3 separate regions of the Mus musculus genome follow, and all the other regions are linked to region 2. The links are chromatin contacts, found by Hi-C or POLR2A ChIA-PET in ENCODE. All regions are on one chromosome and are shown on one strand. Each heading gives the region's core, a stretch centred on a gene start or an enhancer-like site at or near the end of the contact. The rest is flanking DNA. Distances are from core to core; before and after follow the strand shown. Region 1 holds the start of Sertad2 (SERTA domain containing 2). Region 2 holds the start of Slc1a4 (solute carrier family 1 (glutamate/neutral amino acid transporter), member 4). Region 3 holds the start of Aftph (aftiphilin).

The links. A loop is a pair of places that touch in the nucleus more often than their neighbours do. ChIA-PET counts read pairs that join two places held with the same protein, here RNA polymerase II (POLR2A).
Region 1: a loop to region 2 is called in a map of left cerebral cortex, with 2.3 times the contacts of the local background. The contact joins the promoter of Sertad2 here to the promoter of Slc1a4 in region 2. A Hi-C loop is called at or near these places in 1 of 37 maps with a recorded cell type or tissue (left cerebral cortex). POLR2A ChIA-PET finds 5 or more read pairs at or near these places in 5 of 5 experiments (Patski and embryonic stem cell).
Region 3: a map of v-Abl transformed pro-B cells shows a loop between it and region 2 (4-fold over the local background). The contact joins the promoter of Aftph here to the promoter of Slc1a4 in region 2. A Hi-C loop is called at or near these places in 1 of 37 maps with a recorded cell type or tissue (v-Abl transformed pro-B cells). POLR2A ChIA-PET finds 5 or more read pairs at or near these places in 2 of 5 experiments (Patski and embryonic stem cell).

Annotation. Positions count from the first base shown.
Region 1 is chr11:20,630,643-20,633,532 of GRCm38, reverse strand. Sertad2 (SERTA domain containing 2) reads right to left here and starts at 1,556. Exons shown (of 2, transcript NM_001038625.1): 1 at 1,260-1,556.
Region 2 is chr11:20,331,166-20,333,979 of GRCm38, reverse strand. Slc1a4 (solute carrier family 1 (glutamate/neutral amino acid transporter), member 4) reads left to right here and starts at 1,267. Exons shown (of 8, transcript NM_018861.3): 1 at 1,267-2,034. The coding sequence starts at 1,508.
Region 3 is chr11:20,740,107-20,742,806 of GRCm38, reverse strand. Aftph (aftiphilin) reads left to right here and starts at 1,251. Exons shown (of 10, transcript NM_001290545.1): 1 at 1,251-1,501. Gm46272 (predicted gene, 46272) reads right to left here and starts at 2,175. Exons shown (of 1, transcript NR_168691.1): 1 at 1-2,175.

The DNA.
Region 1 (2,890 bases), core at 307-2,806, 300 kb before region 2:
AGAGTTGAAATCTTAATAACTTCACCCTCAAATCGGGATACTATGATATTAAAGGGCTCTGGTGAAGTAGCCACTGGGTAAGCAACTAACCCAGCAGCAGACCCAGGGCTCTCTGGTGTGGAGCCTTCCAGGAGGTTAAGTGGAGCCCAGGCCCACCTCATTCCTGCCAGTCACAAAAATTACAAAAAGCAATTCTGAACAGTTAGGGCCTGGGCCATCCTACTGGTGACTACAACCTCCAGGCCCTTTTCCATAGGTTCTGAACACTTCTTAACAAATACTAGGAATTCAAAAGCACGTTTCAAGAACAAAGCTTGAAAACAACGACTGTTCCTGAAAGCCAGCTAGGGTTTGACTGATTCTACTTAAATAAAATCTGCCGTTTCTGAGTCTGTCCCTGCTGACTGCCCTCCACTCAGTGCCTGCAAAACCGACTTTCTACTCCTGAAACTACCTAGATGCGAGCAAAAAGTTATTCTAAAACAGTCTCACTGCTTTGCGAAACTTACAATTCAATTTTCAACTCTACTGATTTGCTACCATTCCGGCTAAAGCTAAGACAATTTATAGTTAAGAAAAATATGAACAATTCAGTACTTTCTCTCGACGCAATGGTCCTCTGAAGTGCCCAGTGTCAATGGTACAAAGTCTACGCGTCGGGACAGCTGGCTCCCCTCAGCACCGCCCCCCCTCTGCCCCGTCATAGGCGGTTAACACCAAGATGACTTGTAGATTTCTAATTTAAAAACCAGGAAGGCATTAAGTTTAATAAACATTTGGATCCAAAATCAATTCACTTGGGCACGGAAGAAAAGAGGGTGAAGAGAACTGTTTTAACGCAAAACCACCGGGAAACTCTCGAAACACAATATAGCAAGTTGGATGCAAACCCAGACACGGAACTCAAAAGTGAAGCAGCCTCCCTGCCAGCAACCGGAATCTTTAAAAAAAAAAAAAAGTCTCGCACGTTCTCAGCACCAGAGCCACCACAGCGAGCGCGCGCGCGCGCGCACACACACACACACACACACTCACACACACACACACACACCAGCTGTGACGGCAAAAGCTCCGGGCCCCTGCCGCCCGGACCCCGCCCCAGGTCGTGACAGTCGGGGTCTCCAGGCGGCCAGCGGGTGCTCCCCAACCTGCCCGGTCCGGCCTCCGCTGCCTTGGGCTCCCGCCTGGCCCAGCCCAGCACCGCCCCTCGCCCGCCGGAGCCCAACCCCGGGGAGCCTCCAGCTCGGCCCGGAACTCACCACAAGCAGGTCCACCAGGAGCTAACGCATCGGAGGGGTTTCCGCCCACCCCTCAAGCTATGCCCGCTCCATGCGGGGCGCCCCCGCCGCGGGGCCGACGGTAGCAGGGAGCTCGGCGAGGCCGGAGCTACGACTCCGGCGTCCTCTGCTTGCGAGTCGGGAACATTATACAATGGTGGAGGCGGCGGGCAGCCTGGAGGAAGCAGGAGGCGGGCGGAGTGGACGCCCGGGCCGAGAGAGGTACAGCTCGTGCTCCAGCACTCGCCGTGCGGGAGTGACGTCCGCCTGCGAGCCTCTGGCGAGCTCCGGCCAGGCCCCGTAGGCCCCACCCCCTGCCTGGCCGGGCCCCGCCCCACCAGCCCCGCCCCTGCAGTATAGGCCCCACCCTGCCCCTCCCACCTCCTACTATAGGTCCCGCCCACCCGTGCCTTCAGGTCCAGATCTCCGTAGGCCCCGCCTCCAGCCGGTCCGGACCCGCCTCAGCTTCGCAGGGCCCGCCCCGGGCCCGCCCAAGTGCCATAAATGCAGATTCCCTCAGGGTGAACTCTCAGGAAGCGGCGGACAGACACCAAGCTTATGCAGCCTCTTCTGTGGACTGAAAGCTAAATAGGAGAGGTAGAAATGGGAGCGCCCAAGCCGGACCGCCACTACTACCACTAATGGCCCCCACATACTGGAAAACAGACATGACAGAGTGGGTGATGACAAAGACGGCAGCGCTGGCACAGTCCGCAGAGGAGCGCGACCACAAATATGACAGGCATCCGAGCTATTTGGCCACTTGGGCCGGCTGGCGGGAGGATAGGGTCCACCAATGGCCCTCGGAGATATGGGAATGGGGGGAGGGGCCAAGGGCTCCGTGTGGAGCTGACGACAGAAGTTGAAATGAGTCACCAACTAGTACCTTTGGAGTCGGTCGGACATACCAGAGTTGCATCCTTTATGGAGACCATGCAGCCAACCAGAGGGAGACCACGCTTGGAGAACACAGGGAACTGGAGGCGTGGTCCTCTGCCCACAAGTTTCACGCTGATAGCCTTATCTTTCCCATTTAAAAAACAAAAAACAAAAAACCCCAAAACAACAAAAAATCCTTAATGTTTTTAACTACTCAAACTTAGCAAGGAGCTTTATATTGTCCTTAGTATTAGCATGTGCCTAAGTGGTTCGAATTTAAGAGAACTAAGAGGCCAGGGACAGCTCAACAGGAACATTTATCATTACCTTTAAAATGGCATATGCATTCTACATAAAGATATTACAAAAGAAATTCAGGCACTTTAAAATTTTGGCTGCCACTCCAATCAATAATTTCTCTTCAGACCACTTTGCTGTTTAATGGTCCATGACACTAGTTGTATTTAAGGACAATAAAGCTTTAAGACCTAACATAAAGGTCTTAAACATCAAGACAAATTTATTCCAACTCAAACTGTTCTGTAATGATTTGTTATCAATCGAGTTGATGATCCTATCAAAATTAAATATGAGCCATCACCAGTTGTAGGACCCCTACACTAGGTAGGAAGAGGCAGGCAGATCTCTCTTAGTTCAAGGTCAGCCTGGTCTACATAGGCAGTTGTAGGCCAGCCAGGACTAAATAGTGAGAATGTGTCTCTAATAATTATAAT
Region 2 (2,814 bases), core at 18-2,517:
TCCTTGCACAGAGAGGTAAACCATGTTCTGGGAAACAAGATAAAAATATGTATAGGTCCTCATCTAATGAACACACCTCCCTCCCACCAATAAGCTCCTATTTCAACAAGCTGTACATGACAGCTAAATGGCTTCATGTAAGGAACTCTTTGCTGTCTCAACAATTGGACGTTTTACACCTCGACAGGACATATTGATTTGCACAGGTTTCTGTTATGGTATACTTCAAAATTACTTTACTTCACATTGTCTTCCTCTTTAACTCAGCTACACCTAACTAGGGCTTTCTTGGAGGTCTGGGGAGGTAGTTCTTTTCAAAAGCAGAATAGGGAAAAATAAATAAATAAATAAATAAATAACACAATAAACGACTGCCAAGGTTTCCCTTTTTATCTGCTGTGGCCCGGGAAGATAGTAAATAAATGGCATTTTTAAAAAATCCATTGAACCATCTTTCAGACTGGCCAAACACTTGACTGAACTGTTGGCGTGCCAAGTCTGGAGACCCGGAAGGGGGTGGTTAAAATCCCGCTTGTGTTTCAGCTTAAGTTACATGGCAGACACGCCACCGAAAGTGGTGGCGTTAGAGCTCTGTTTCTCTGGGAGAGTTTTACGTCTTCAGCCTGCACACACCAGGCTTCTCCCCAGAGTCCAATGGACTCGCCCCAGAGGGCGCTAGTGCACGCAGTGGCTCACCCTTGGCACTGTGCATAGTGCCACCCGGACTCGCTGGTCACCTAAGGGTAAAGCTCTGCTAGAGTCTTGTACGTGCACGCAATGAGACTTTCCCCCATCCACCCACTCCTTTGTCTCTGTACCAGGAAAGCCTACAGAGCCCTTAGAAGAAAGGATTTCCCGCAGGATGGAGGTTGGGTCGTTCCGGACTCCCTAGCGGAGGGCGGGCACCAACCTCCGAGGGCTCCCCTCCTCCACCAGCTGAGGAGAAGAACTGCCGAGGCGTTCCAGACGCTCCCCTCCCTCTCTCCCCGAGGCCTGGACAGTAGGACTGAAAGCTGCCAGGAGACAGGATTGGCCGATGGCCTCACGCCCCGTCGGGAGAGCCCAGCCTGCCTGTCTCTCACTCTCTTTGCTGTGCCTCCCGGAGGGTGGGAGAAGGGCGGGACCTGGGAAACGTCAGGGAGGTGGGGAACGGATATTCAGGGTTCTAATTGGTCGTAACATCGGAGGTGCGCCTACATGGGCGGGGCGAGCTCAAGCCCCGCCCTCCTTCCTAGGCTGCAGCCTCCAGCGTGCCTCCTGCGTTGCATCATCTCCAGCCTGCAGCGGCTCTGAAAGAAGGCTGGGCGCGGCGCGGTCTGCTCTGCCTGGGCTCCAACCCACAACCCACGTCTCTCTTTTATCTTTCTGAAAAGTGTTCCTGTAGGGACTCACAGAGCTCGGAAGCCGCAGCTGGCACAGGCCACTGTCTCCGCCTGATCCATTCATTCGAAACCGGTCTTTTCTCCAAGTTCCTTGAGTGTTACCGCTTAGAGCGGTGGGCAACGACATGGAGAAGAGCGGCGAGACCAACGGCTACCTCGACGGCACCCAGGCAGAGCCTGCGGCCGGGCCCCGAACGCCCGAGACGGCGATGGGCAAATCGCAGCGCTGTGCTAGCTTTTTTCGGCGCCACGCGCTGGTGCTGCTCACCGTGTCGGGAGTGTTGGTGGGTGCCGGCATGGGCGCGGCGCTGAGGGGGCTGCAGCTCACCCGCACCCAGATCACTTACCTGGCCTTCCCGGGCGAGATGCTGCTCCGCATGCTGCGCATGATCATCCTGCCGCTGGTGGTTTGCAGCCTGGTGTCGGGAGCCGCCTCCCTGGATGCCAGCTCCCTCGGGCGTCTGGGTGGCATCGCTGTTGCTTACTTCGGCCTCACCACGCTGAGCGCCTCGGCTCTCGCCGTTGCTCTGGCGTTCATCATCAAGCCAGGGGCGGGCGCGCAGACCCTCCAGTCCAGCAGCCTGGGGCTGGAGAACTCAGGGCCTCCTCCGGTCTCCAAAGAGACAGTGGACTCTTTCCTCGATTTACTCAGGTACTGCTCTCCACCCCGCCAAAGGCACGGCGGGAGACGCCACGTGCACTCATATCACCTAGAGTTAATTCAGTTACTGTTGGCCCTTAACACTAAATTTCATATTTACGTCTGGGCTACGTGCTGGCCACACCTTTAAAGACTGGAGGCCACAGCTTTTTGCTGGAACCGATTTTCCGTTAGGTGGGATGTTAAGTGTATACCTTCTCAGTTGTGCTTTACTCCTTACACTGGGCTCTCTCAGTTTTGTTTGTTTGTTTTGTTTCGTTTTTTTAATTGTTCCTGTTTTCTCCCCTACATCACCCCAAAGCTTCCAGGACATTGAGTGACTTTCACCAGAGGAGCTATCCAGCTTGTAGTCTGAGGTTTTCTCTGATTCAGCCTTTGGTCTGGAAGGAAGTTGGCAATTTTCAGCAGAATTATGGATGTGTCCAAGAATAATAAAACTGGAGTTAGTTATGTGGAGCCCGTTGCCCAGCTACGTGACTGCCTCTCAGGCTTAGGACAGGTTGTGGACGTTCTTGGTCAGGATCATGGGGCCTAGCGTTATTTCTTTGTAGAAAGCGGGGAGATCCAGAGAGTTGAGATACACACACCTTTCTTTGCTTGTTTTTTTTTTTTTTTTTTTTTTTTTTTTCTCCACTCAGGAGTTGTATTTCATCCCCTGGGATGATAGAGTGTAGTTTTCAAAGCTTCACCTCTCCATTTGAACTAATCCAAAGTTCACAGATGGGAAAACATTAGTCTGCAGGCGTTTACTAATGTAACCAGGTTCGTCTG
Region 3 (2,700 bases), core at 2-2,501, 410 kb before region 2:
GAAATACAAAAGGAATAAATTTGACAAGCCATATAGATTTTTCTCACTTCAGTGACTGGCCAATAACAAAAATATTCAGCATAACCACAAAGCAGCAATGCAGTCTCTGTTATCTTGCAATGACTGAATTGTGAGGAGACAAATGAGGGTCTATTTTAGTTCTTCAAGTTAATTTGTCTAGAACATTGCAGAGGCAGGATAAACCATGATGAATTGCTATTGTCCTTATCTTTTTCAACGTGTGTAATTCCTCCAGTCAAAGGGCTAGACAGTTCTCTGAGATGACGGGTGTTTTCAGTCCTTGTTCCTTTCGGTTACTGCTGAGCTTTGCGGTTTGGGAACTATTTTAAATAATTCAGCGTGGGCAGAAAGAGAACCCGGCAGGGCTCAGGGTTTGTAGGGTAGAGTCCAGGGTTCACCGTCTGAGACAGGAATAAAAATCCTGCAGCTTTGTCTGAGTTTTACAGTGGAATGGTTTCTAACAGAGTCATAATAAAGGACGGGGAGATGTTATTAAAAAAAGACCAATTGCTCAGGAACCGATGGAAACAAAAACCTCTTATGACCTCTATTGTATAGAATCGCTCAAATGCACAAGTTGATTGGAAAGATGTATGAAAATGATCATCTTCTCCAAACACCAACACAATTCTGGACTGATTTTTGTAGAAGACCATTTGTTAGTTTGCCTGCTGACTTCTCGTCTTAAGTAGGACAATCACTTCTCGTTTGTTAAATAACAGCTTCCTCTTTTGTTGGCTTACATAAAAAGGGAAGGGAATGAAAGTCTTTTATTCCGGGCAAAAAGGACAAGCTGCTGAATGTTGTCCAGCCGGTTTTTCAGCAGAGATCTGGTTCCGTATTTCCATACGTCTGCAGTTTTATTCCAAGGCGGAACTTAACCCTCTCCCCGGCTCATCGGGAAAGTACTGGGCGGAGAGAAGCTCAGGTCTGTGGCCCGGAGCGCTGCCTCAGAGGGTCGGGAGGGGAGGGAGGACGTCCCCAGCCCACACTTCAGTGAGTACGGAAAAAAGACCGTTTGCCCGCAACCAAAATGGCGAACGTCGTTCCACACGACGGCGCCTGCGCAGAAGTAAGAAGTCTGTGACACTAATTCCCCTGGAGTGTCCTCCCCCACCCCGGCACCCACCAGCGCCCGGCCCCGACCTAGCCACCTGCGCCCGGAAGTGACGTATGGACAGCAGCGGTTCCCCGCTGCATGATGGGAGAGTGTGTGGAGTGGGCGGGGGTCTCCGCGGAGGAGGAGGAGGCGGAGGCGGCGGCGGCGGCGGAAGAGGGCGGAGGGTAGTGGGATGGGGGTCCCGCGGCAGCGCTGAAACTCCGGGTGGGCGTCCATGGCGCCGCGCCGCTGACAGGGCTGGGAACAGCTCCCCTTCCGCCCTCACCAGCTCAGCGTCCGAGTAACCGGTCCTTCCCCGGGGAGCCAGTTCCTCCCCGGGCCGCCGAGCCATGCCCATCGCGGCCGCCCGGGACGAGCCAGGTGAGTGCTGCCGCCGCGCTCCCGGGGTGCGGAGGACCCGGCCCGGCTAGTCGCCCCGGCCTGGAGCGCCTGCCCGCGTCGGCCCGCGTGCGGGCCTGCGAGCTCCGGCGCGGGCTCTGCTCTTCTCCGCGGGTGCGGAACGCCGCTGGCAGCGCCCGAAGCCGAGTGGCACGGCGCTCGGCATCCCAGGCTCGGCCGAGGAGAGCCAGCCGTGCCCTCCCGGCCGCCGTGGCCCGCCCTGCCTCTCGCCGTCCACCCGCCCCGAGCTGCGCGCCGGGGTTCCCTCCCGGCCGCTGTGTAGAAGTTTGGGGCTCCGCTCCGGCGTCCTCCTGCTCCCACCTCCCTCGTGACAGGTGTAAACACTGTCTGCCTCGCGGAGGCCCGAGGCCGGCTGCTGCAGGACTGTGCCGCCTCGAAGGGTCTCTGAATGCTCCAACGGACAGAGACGGCCCAGAGCTGTGTCCCTTGCGGAGAGGACCTTTTAGGCACTCCTCAGGAAATTATCTGTGTCTTCTCCCTCCTTGCGTCCGAAAGTTGAGCCATTATTCTTTAAGCTCCCGACGTGGCAGGTGCTGCCGGGGACAGAGGGTGAACGGTGGTGGGTTCTTTTTCCCTTTGGAAACGGAGACTAGTTGTGCTTCCTACCGCCCCCACCTTGTTGGTTTATTCAAGTTATAGCGTGATGTCCCTCTGAATCTGAATCTGTTGCGGTTGAGGAAAGAACTGACTCATACATGTAAATATTAACGGGGAGGGGGCAGGGAGCGTCAAAGGAGCGTTGGTTCTGTTTCAGAGTTCTTACTAAAAGAAGTAAAACTTTACTCAAACTTCAGGGCATAAATATCTTTCACGAGGTGTTTTTTTTGCGGGGGGGGGATAGTGGTGGGGATAGGAACTTTGGAAAGGTTCAAATCAGATTTTACATTTGTTGAACTATTAGAGAAATATATACTAAACTCTAGGGGGAACTCTGCTTCAACTCTAATGCGTTGATATAAGCAGCCTAGTTTACCATATTTTATAAGTTTCTAAACGTTGGCATTTGTAGGGATCATTTTTAACACTCTCCAGAAGTGTATTTGTTAAAACAAAGTACCTATGGTAGCCATATACATGGATATCTCTCACACGAATAGCAAGTTAGATCCAGCATTGTAATTTCTAGATCAGTAAATAGCACTTACTAGATTCTTATTAGA